Regions from separate parts of the Homo sapiens genome. Here region 2 is linked to region 1. Evidence: read pairs that join two places in POLR2A ChIA-PET (ENCODE). Cell type or tissue: PC-9. All regions are shown on one strand. Each heading gives the region's core, and the rest is flanking DNA. Links, peaks and the distances in the headings are about the cores only. Region 1 overlaps NCKAP1 (NCK associated protein 1). Region 2 holds the start of DUSP19 (dual specificity phosphatase 19).

What was found. Peaks named below come from ENCODE experiments on the same cell type or tissue, not always from the same donor. Only the 100,000 strongest peaks of a DNase experiment are listed, where the experiment ranks them.
Region 2: POLR2A ChIA-PET joins it to region 1 with 14 read pairs; 4 of 35 experiments call an interaction of 5 or more read pairs at or near these places.

The regions. Positions count from the first base shown.
Region 1 is chr2:182,937,913-182,943,301 of GRCh38, forward strand. It overlaps NCKAP1 (NCK associated protein 1), which reads right to left. Exons shown (of 31, transcript NM_013436.5): 24 at 4,158-4,251. Among named protein-coding and RNA genes, the nearest start is that of FRZB, 74 kb to the left of the region's middle. In PC-9, for the core only: no CTCF peak of the experiment used is centred there; no DNase peak of the experiment used is centred there.
Region 2 is chr2:183,076,149-183,081,537 of GRCh38, forward strand. It overlaps DUSP19 (dual specificity phosphatase 19), which reads left to right and starts at 2,599. Exons shown (of 4, transcript NM_080876.4): 1 at 2,599-3,011. The coding sequence starts at 2,786. In PC-9, for the core only: no CTCF peak of the experiment used is centred there; a DNase peak (open chromatin) is centred at 2,643; H3K4me3 peaks cover 2,552 bases; H3K27ac peaks cover 1,557 bases.

The sequences.
Region 1 (5,389 bases), core at 179-5,178:
AAGAGATACTTCCCATTCCAGGGACGTTGTGAAAAACCTGTGGGTCATATAGCTGAAAATATTTAACACAATGTTTCTAAACTTTTGTATGATTCCAAATGACCCCGAGGACTTGTTAAAACACAGACTGCTGGGCCTCAGCCCCAGAGATCTGAGTCAGCAGGTCTGAGGTGGGGCCCAATAATTTACATGCTTAACAAATTCCCAGGTGGTGCTGTTACATGTCCCTGGGTTATACTTTGAGAAGCCCCGGTCAAACTAGTACTTGGTATTAAACATCTGGAGATCAATAGAAGAGAGTTAAGGCTGAAGATAAATATTGGATAAGGGAAGAGAAAATTTGGGATAAAATTTTTCCAATAGTATTGCAGAGTAAAAATGGAAGAGTAAGATATCACAAGCTGACACTACATAAAAGATGAACCTGCAAAAACGACGAAGAGTAGAGATAAAAGTATTGGCAAATAAAGAAAATAAAGCTTTAATAAAAAGGAGAATAAAAGAGATAAACACGACAGAGAAATAAACAGAATGAGAGTTGAGGAAAAAGCACCAAATCTTGCAAATGAGTAGTCACCAACAAACTTTCAGAAAGGTTTCAGGAAAGTGGACATATTACAGCACACCAAGAGTGGACAGGTGGGACAATCAAACAGTGCATACAAACTAGTCAAAAAGTTTCAAAGTAAGACAGGTGGTAAGATGAAAAAGAGGCCAGTTTAACGACAGACTTAAAAAGTGTTATTTCACAAGCAGTACTTGGCTTTCAGGGTGCAGGAGACTTTCTAGGGATCAGGAAAACTGCTTTGTGGGAATGAATGTAGCAAAAACTCAAGGGTATGACAGCATAAGGGAGAATGCACTAACCAAATTTCATAGTCCAGAATGGATAAAATATGTAAAGCCAGGAATAGGTGATCAGGAAAGCTGAGAGGCATAAAAGTTTCAATGAGCCAGAACAAGGAGTTCAATAGGTGTAAAGGAATGGGAGAGCTAGAAGACATGGCTGTGATCTGAGAGTTGAATTTCAAAGTTCAAGATTTTTACTGGTGGAACAATTTCAGGAAATAATAACATCCAAAGTACTGCTAAAGTAAAGATCTTCAGAGGCAACTTATAGGTTTGTAGATGATGGCAGAAAGGTATGTGAATAGAATGAGTTTTCGAAAGAAAAAATTGCTGTAGGAAAACTAGAAATATTTTTAGTCTGGAATTAGGGAGTCAGTAAAGCGATGAACCTAGTCCCAAGAAACAGAATGTCAGAGAATAAAAAAATATTAAACAGACATAAGGAGATTTGCCCAAGTCACATAGAAGTCTTAAAACTGATAATAAGGCCAGGCACGGTGGCTCACGCTTGTAATCCCAACACTCTAGGAGGTCGAGGAGGATGGATCACTTGAGGTCAGGAGTTCGAGACCAGCCTGGACAACACTGTGAAACCCCATCTTACTAAAAATACAAAAATTAGCCGAGTGTGGTAGTGCATGCCTGTAGTCCTAGTTACTTGGGAGGCTGATGCAGGAGAATTGGTTGAACCAGGAGGTGGAGGTTGCAGTGAGCTGAGACTGTGTCATTACACTTCAGCCTGGGCACCAGAGCAAGGCTCCGTCTCAAAAAATTTAAAAATAAAAATAGATAAAATAAAATAAAAATAAACTAATAAATTCCAGATTGCCTCCCAATTCAGACCTACTTTTAATTAATCATAATGCTTTATCTTTTAAAAAGAATGTGCTTGTTGACTGTGAAAAACTCCTTCAAAAACACATTGACTTCTGGATATGGACATGGGGAGAAGGAAGCACAAAAGAATTAAAAAAAAGAGAAAGTTTTGGAAAACAGTTCAATTGCTGAAAAAATAGTTCTCTCTACTCTCCTAAATGAGTCACTCTCAAGTGAATCGTTTCTTTTTCCAAATTATAGAAAAGATTTAATAAATTCTATTTAAAGACAAATTTGATTTATATGGGTCATTAACATTCAACAATTTAGATTTTGGTTTTGGCCAATTCCAAAATGGCCAATGAGTTAGAGGTAATGAGTCACCATTAATTATTATACACAAAATTCAAGTAAGCAGAATCTTGACAAACGACTATGAATTTTATTTTGAAAACTTGCAAATTCTGTTTGGAATTTTAACAAATTCCATTGTTTCAATTCCACAAATGAGAGTTAAATAAAGTACTGAACACTGCAGCGGATTATTTGCTTCTAATTAGATGGAACAGTCAAAAGACTGTTAGTAGGAAAGTAAATAGGGTTAAGGCCAATGGGGTTGTCAAATGAGTATTAAAAAATGGGAGAAAACATGAAAAAAACAAAACTAATAAGAATAAAGGAGTAGAAAATATAAGTAGCTAGTAAACCAATGTACAATAACAAAAGAAAGATCAGGAGAGTTTTAAAAACTAATTTCCTACTTATTCATACTCCTCCCTATAATGCTACCACGTCTATTTTTTTGTTTTTTAAAGTATCATATAATAAAAATGACCTTTTCTTTTCCTTTTGGTATACAGCTCCATTTTTTTTTTCTTTGAAATAGAGTTTTGCTCTTGTCGCCCAGGCTGTAGTGCAATGGTGCTATCTCAGCCGACTGCAACCTCCATCTCCCGGGTTCAAGCAATTCTCCTACCTCAGCCTCCTGAGTAGCTGGGATTATAAGCATGTGCCACCATGCCTGGCTAATTTTTGTATTTTTAGTAGAGACAGGGTTTCAATATGTTGGCCAGGCTGGTCTGGAATTCCTGATCTCAAGTGATCTGCCTGCCTTGGCTCCCAATGTGCTGGGATTACAGGCCTGGGCCACCACACCCAGCCCCAAATGTTATCATGTACAGATCTGTGTTACCACTATGTAACACACAGTGATATGTGTCGTATGACACATATGATAGATTTGTATCACCACTATGGTGAACAGTTTCATCACCCTAAAAATCTCCCTCATTGCTTTCCCTTTATAGTCCTGGCAACCACAGATCTGTCCTATAAGGTAATCTTTAATTTTTATTCAATAAGAATTAAATAAGTTTTACAGGATAAAATAGCCTAATAAAGTGATTCTCTAAAGCATTTAAGAGAAAAATGTCAAATATGAAGTATGTTAAATACATGTATGGCTTTAGTTTTCTTCTGGATTATTTTTTGTTTAGGAACATAAACTTGTTCTCTGGCTTTCTCAAATACAAAGAATATTTTATTTGGGATTTCATTTTTTTTTTTTAGTGTTGAGAAGGCTTTTAAATTAACCAAGAAGTATGACTTTAAAATAATTTTTCATTGTAACTTTAACAGTTCAAGTAAAAAAAGCAAAAGAAAATAACATTAGATCAAGTATATCTAAAACAGTTATCTGCTTGAACACACTTTAATACTTAAGATTCACTGTGATTTCACAATATACCTCCCACAAAGAATCAATGTCAAGAAGACATTACAATTTTTTTTTAAGTTGTAGGTTCAGGTTTTCATCAATCTTAGCTAATAACAAAAAGAAACAAATTACTGATCACTTAACAACATGGATGAATAAATCTCAAAAACATTATGCTAAGTGAAAGAGGCCAGACACAAATTTAATCTATAGTGACAGAAATAAGATCAGTGGTTGTTTGGCCTGGGGCCAGAGACTGGGGTAGGAGACCAACTACAAAGAGATAGCAAACAATTTTTCAAACTGATGGAACTGTTCTATATCTAGACTGTGGCAATGGTTATATGAATGCATCCATCTGTCAAAATCCAAAATACCGTTTGCTTAAATGGTACATTTTATTGTATGTAACTTATACGTATAAAGTTGATTTTTAGAAAGTTAACAGGCTCAGAAGCTAATCCTTTTAGTCTAAATTAATGTAGATTTACTGTATTAAATTTAATGGGTTCAAAACCAAATTGATACTGGTAATATTCATGAACTAGCGACACATAGTAGACTAAGAGTATGGTTAAGAAAAATTGTGAAACAGATAAGCCACACACACACTTATATGATCCTTTGACTGCAAAAATGTTCTAGTTCTCTTCATAAGCTAAAGAGTACTTTTCATAATTTACTACTTGTATTTATGTTACAAATTTTGAGCCAAAGCTAAATACTGAGTATCAAGATCTTCTTATGTTTATAAAAAGTATCATGAGTTACCCACATGATAATCTTTTAAACAGTGCAGCCATCTGGTCTGGTTTGTCAAAGCTGGTCCTCATTTGTGTTAACACATCAACATTCTCCACCACAAGTTTCTAAAAAAAAAAGAAAGATCCTAGGTCAGGCACAGACCTCTTTGTGTTAATGAGATAAGAGCATGCTTGGAAATTACAATCTGGCAAGTAGGAAACACAATTCATGAAATCCAGACGCTCTATGCTACATATATTTTTTTGTTGTTTCAATAAAAGCATCTGAAAATTATTTATATAAGCTTAGTGTTTCCCTTCAGTTTACAAATTCAAGAAGGAAGGAGTTCAGGAAAAGCAACAAAGGTAAGTAGTAGGATAAAGAATCATCTTATGCTTACTTAGACGCTGAACGGCATCAATAATAAAAAGTAGACACTAAAATGGACATAGCAACAAATTCCAACTGAAACAAAAAAACTAGCTAAAGTTAAACCTGGCCAAAGGCAGGCTAGAGTATGCCTGTAGACAATGAGTATTACTGGATACATACAAGTAGAGGGAGAATGACTTGTTATGGTATGGTACCACTTGATGGGGATTATATAATAGTAATGTTTCCCAACAAAAATTATAAAATGGAAGTATAAACTATCTACTCCTCTTTCACAGACCACTGAGAAAAGGGAAGAGAAAAGAAGGAAGAGATATAAATAAGGGAAGGGTGTGAAGGATAACTATTCAAGAAAAGTATAACTCATTGAAGAATGTTCTCCTCAAAAGAAACATTACAAAGTAATTTAAAAATTATAACACAAATGTAATTAATTTCATTCTGTCAGAGATAAGCCTAGACAACAATAAACCGAGTTTCTAAAACAACAAAGAGAGAAGTGAGAGAGACATTCTGCTCTTTGTTGCAGTTACCTGTGCGGTCTGCTTTCACCACTAAGTTCACCACTATCACACTTCCCAGTTCTTTCACAATGTAAGTGAAGTTTATAATTTAATTTCTGATCTCTATATCTCTACAAAGTTCTTGTAAATCAGAATTTTCTTTACTTTTGTTCTCTATAATGGTTCTCAGCCCTTGTACACATCACAATCACCTGTGGTGCTCTTTCCAAATACACATATCCATTGCTTCATTCTTGGTTATTTCAATTCAGCAGACCTGGTTGGGAAGGTGCAGCAAGCATATAAAGTGCCATGGTGTTTTTTACAAACGAAAGGTTGATAACATCTGATTTAAGGGAAAAAAACT
Region 2 (5,389 bases), core at 180-5,179, 140 kb after region 1:
TGTCCACATCTCCTCCAACTCTTTCCCCTAATTCACTCCCTTAAAGCCAAGTTAGCTACCCAGGTGTTTCTTGAACCTCTCCATCTCCTACTAGTGCACTCCTGTTTCAGCACTTGGCATAGACAGTCCAAATCTGTCAGAAGATTTAGACACTTGGCTATTAAGCTATTCCCCCATATATCTACAGGGCTGGCTTCTGCACTTTATTCAAGTCTCTGTTCAATTTTCACTGTATCAGAAGTGCTTTCTCTTACCACCCTAAAACAAATAACACGCTGCCCTCTCACTCTGTTCCCTTATTTTGCTTGATTTTTCTTTTTTTAGCATTTAAATTATGACCGAACATGGTTATATGTATATTTGTTTCTTGCTCTCTCCACTTGGATATAAGATCCATGAAAGAAGGGACTTTGTTTTTATTCACTGCTGTATTTCCAATGACTATAACAGTGCCAGGCACATAGCTGATGCTCAGTAAATATTCGTTAACTGTAATTATTTTGGAAGCAGGGCCGTATTCTACAGTAAATAAAAGATAAGGCACTGGACTGAAACAAACATAGGTTTTATTTGTGATTCTAATCACAAATAGGGGTGAGGTCAAATATGATAATGTGTGTAAAGCATTGTTAAGCAGCTAAGGGATAATACTAAGAATCTAAAATTGTTTATAAGCGCAGTGCCTAGCATGCAGTGAATGCTTAATAGTACTTATTTTTTTGATCATTATTATGATAAATATATGGATTGATTTATGGTTAGAGTTGTTTTTTGATGAGCCTGTGATTGTTGTTTAAATGATGCAAATAATCTCTTCAGTTTTTCATTTTAGGACATCCTGTAGATAGCCTGAGCTTATATATATATATATTTTTCTCTCTCTTTCTTTTTCTTTTCTTTTCTTTTTTTTTTTTTTTTTTTTTTTTGAGACAAGGTCTTACTCTGTTGCCCAGGCTGGAGTACAGTGGCATGATCATGGCTCACTGCAGCCTCAACCTCCTTAGCTCAGGTGATCCTCCCACCTCAGCCTCCCAGGTAGCTGAGACTACAGGCACGTGCCACCAAACCTGGCTAATTTTTTGTATTTTTTAGTGGAGTTGGGGTTTCATCATGTTGCCCAGGCTGGTCTCGAACTCCTGGGCTCAAGCAATCCACCCATTTTGGCCTCCCAAAGTGCTGGAATTACAGGCATGCGCCACTGTACTGGGCCTATTCCTTTTTCAAGAGGGAGAAGTTTGGTTTATATCTCAGTTTGCTCAGGCTGCTCTAACAAAATGCCATAAACTTTGTTGCTTAAACAACCGAAATATATTTTCTTACAGTTCTGGAGGCTGAGAAGTCCAAGATCAAGGTGCTGGCCTATTCAGTTCCTGCTGAAAGCTCTCTTCCTGGCTTGCAGACAGCCAGCTTCTCCTTATGTCCTCATACTGTCTTTCCTTGGTCCATATAGGGGAGCAGGCAGATTTCTTTCAGTTCTCCTGAAGCCACTAAACCCATCATGAGGACCCTACCCTAGGGTCTTAGTCTAATCCTAAATTACATCCCAAAAGTCCCATTTAAATACCATCACCTTGAGGTTTAAAGCTTTAACATATGCATTTTGAAGGGACAGAAATAGTCAATCCATAACAGTTGAATTTTTTTATGTCAGAAAGTTTCAACAACAACACAAATTTTAATATGTGGTATTGGAAGAAAAGTTTTCATAAGTGCAACTTCTTCATTTTATATATGTGTTTATACATTGTGTTGAAATTCATTTAAAATTACATTTACTTTAATAGGGGTTTGAAAAATTTCTCTTTAAAGGAATCTTGTGATTTCTTTTGCAAAACTTTTTTTTGGTAATCAGAATCATCGTTCTATAATTTATTTATCTGTTTTACAAATTTGGATGCTTACACAATTGATTTTCTTAATTCTTCGTATGGATGGACTTGCTGCAATTCTTATTTAGGATGTATATTTACTGTATGAAATGAAAATGTAGGCTGAAAGTCAGAAAATAAATAAATTTTAAGCTCTTGTCAATCTACATATATGAGCATAAATTTTAAAAAATATATCTTTTTTCCCAGTTTATTTAAATTGTTGCCTCACAAATACGCACAACAACTTTATCTAGTAAACGTTCCTCTTGCATTAACAGCAAAAGCAGAAGGTGTGAAGGATACAGGAAGCGAGAAATAACTTTTAACGTCTGCTCTAGCCCTCCTGGACTAGCCTAAAAGCAGACAGGCAGGAAAGGCTTTGGGACATAGGGTGATTTGCAAGGTGACTCCGCCGGTCTCTTTCAAGCGGGAGCGATACACAGGTCAGCCCGGATCGTCCATGGTCACTGCCGTAAGTGACACTAACAGAATATATCAGAAAATCACTGCCTTTAAAGAACCAGGACATATCATTCCTCTCTCCAACGAAGTCTTATATTTTACCATTCTGCGTGTATTAGAAAGCTAAATTTAAACAGCAACAATAAGAAATCTTCCCCAGTGGATCCCTCGAGCCTTTCGGGAAAATGCAGGTTTCTGGCTGACAGGAAGAAGAAACAGCATCCAATCGGCACTTGTGTCTCAATGACCAATCAAATTTCGCCTTACATTGCATCGCTGGGATAAACGGAGCTGGACGACTCAGTCTCTTGGTCTGTGGCTGCTGCGGTTACCTGGATGGGCGAGCACCTCTGAGGCTGGCTTTGTTACCTGGGCAATAAGGGACTAGCAGTTCAGCCGTTTTCTATGCCTGCTGGATTTGTTTGTATTTGTTCCCAGCCACTGCTCATGTAATGTACTCCCTTAACCAGGAAATTAAAGCATTCTCCCGGAATAATCTCAGGAAGCAATGCACCAGGGTGACAACGCTAACTGGAAAGAAAATTATAGAAACATGGAAAGATGCCAGAATTCATGTTGTGGAAGAAGTAGAGCCGAGCAGTGGGGGTGGTTGTGGTTATGTGCAGGACCTTAGCTCGGACCTGCAAGTTGGCGTTATTAAGCCATGGTTGCTCCTAGGTGAGTATATCGACTTGCCACTAGATCATTGAGTCCTTTTAGCCAGATTACGTTCTCATTTTCCCCCTTTATGCGTAATAGTCTGTATTATCAGCTATCCTGCCGAAAAGCTGAACTGTTTCCTTTTTTGGATATGGAACTTCCATTAGCCAGCTAGAGCCGTTTCTGCCTCACAGTGTACCCATAAGAAGCATAGATGCTATTCTCGTAGCACTTGGCACTGCATATTTGAATTTTAGAAAAGCTTTCTTCCCGTTTCTCTAACTTCTCTGGAGAATAACACATTGATGTTGTGTTTTCTTGGCTTATAAAAAATACAGCTTGAAAAAAAAGGAATGAAAAAAGAATGTTTGTATCAGGCAGAACTACAAGTGACAATGGTTAAAGTTATAGAAAAGTTAATACTCGAAATAGTCCTGTGCTTGCTGGCCTGCGCAGCTCTTACAGACCGTGCGGAATACATGCCTCCTGTGGCCACGTCTGTTCATGGTGTCTGTTTTTGGAGTGTTTAAGAGAAGGAGATCTTAAGATCTTATGATTTATTTCGTATTATGGAAATACTGAGCCCCTATACAAGCATAGTTCACAAATAGCAAATGAAGCAAGGTTATAAAAGTGCAAACTTGTTAATTTGGCAAGAATATGGTATGGTGTTCTTAAAAAAATAGTCAAGAATGTTTTCAAGTACGTCTGAATTATTTCTATTTATGAATAGAGAAATTAAGACTTGGAAAGACTAAATGACTTATCACTATGCAGCTAAGGCATTCTTGAATAGAGAGAAGACTGAGAAATAGCCCAGGTGCTGTTCACCTAGTGTCTTACTCCTTTGAGGAATCCTGTGAAGTAGGGATTATCAGCTTTGTTTTACAAATAGAAACCAGGATTTAAAATTGGTGAAGTAATTTACACAAGGTAACACACCTGGTAAATAACAGACGTATGCATCAAGCCCAAGTCTGATGGACTCCTGCTGTCCATTGTTATACTAGGCTGCCTCACATAGACCAAGTTTTCAATCCTGCTCCGCCTCTAATTTACTAGATTAGCTGGTGCAAGCCATTTATCCTTTCTGGTCCTCCAAAAAGCCATTTGTAAAGATGAAGTAACAGTATCTGCTTATGTCATAGGATCCTCCTGAGGTTGTTGTAAAAGGTTTTTGATGCAAATCAATTGCAGTGTACATATAAGTTATTAAATATTATATGAATTGTTACATAGGCTGTCTTTAAATTCACCAAATAAATGTCTCTAACTAGTTTCTACAGTCCCGTGAAAAACTGTACCATATTCTTGTCACATTTACAGTGAAAAAGTGAGTTATTTAGGTAATCTGAAAAGTTCACCTAGGCCCTGCTCACCATATCTAGGAAAGAAAATACGTCCTGGCACATTTTTCAGTTATTTTGGCTTCCACTGTAGTAATCATGGCTTGGAATAATTATGGTAGAATTTTCATATATCATTCACCAATTTAGGGTCTTCATGAACTTTGCTTATTACTATTATTTGTGGACTTACCCAAAGTGAACTGATCAAGGTAGTGTTCTGAGATTGGGGTTGGAAACCTCCCCAGGATAGTGGGAGAGTCCTGGGAGGAACTTCTGAAACTAGCCCTAATAAGGTCTTCTCTGGAATGGGATACTTTCATCAGGAGCAACCTCCTCCCTTCTGAAAGCTCACCTTTTTCTGCCTAATTACAAGTGCCTCATTCCTAAAGGATCCATGGGTGGTTCCACCCGCAGTTCTTCTACATGAATGTTGAAAGAGTTGTTTCTGACCAGACTTAGTTTACGTCTGGGAGACTGGGGTTGTTTGCAGGTTGGTTCTAAGAGCTTCTTTCACCTCCTCAAAGCGACACAGCTTCCTCCCAGCATCGCATGCCAAACAACTTTTGGTTTGGGTGATGAATAAAGAAAATGAAGAGTTGTAAAAATGTAATCTTTTTTAGTTCGTAAACTCTAAAAAGTGACTGCATTTAAAAAATATTACATAGGCCCTCGAACCATTTAAAAATGGAGAAAAGATTTTAGACAGCATTTTTGTCCTAGGCTTTGAACATTATATATAGACAGATAATTATTTATTATTTATTTATTTATTTTGAGATAGGGTCTCAAAATAAATCCAGGGTGGAGTGCAGTGGCACGATCTTGGCTCACTGCAACCTCTGCCTTCCAGGCTCCAGCGATCGTCCCACCTCAGCCTCTGAATAGCTGGGAATACAGGTGCACACCACCATGCCTGGCTAATTTTTTTGTACTTTTTGTAGAGATGCGGTTTTACCATGTTGCCCAAGCTGGTCTTGAACTCCTGGGCTTGAGCAGTCTGCCCGCCTTGGCCTCCCAAATTTCTGGGATTACAGGCATGAGCCACCA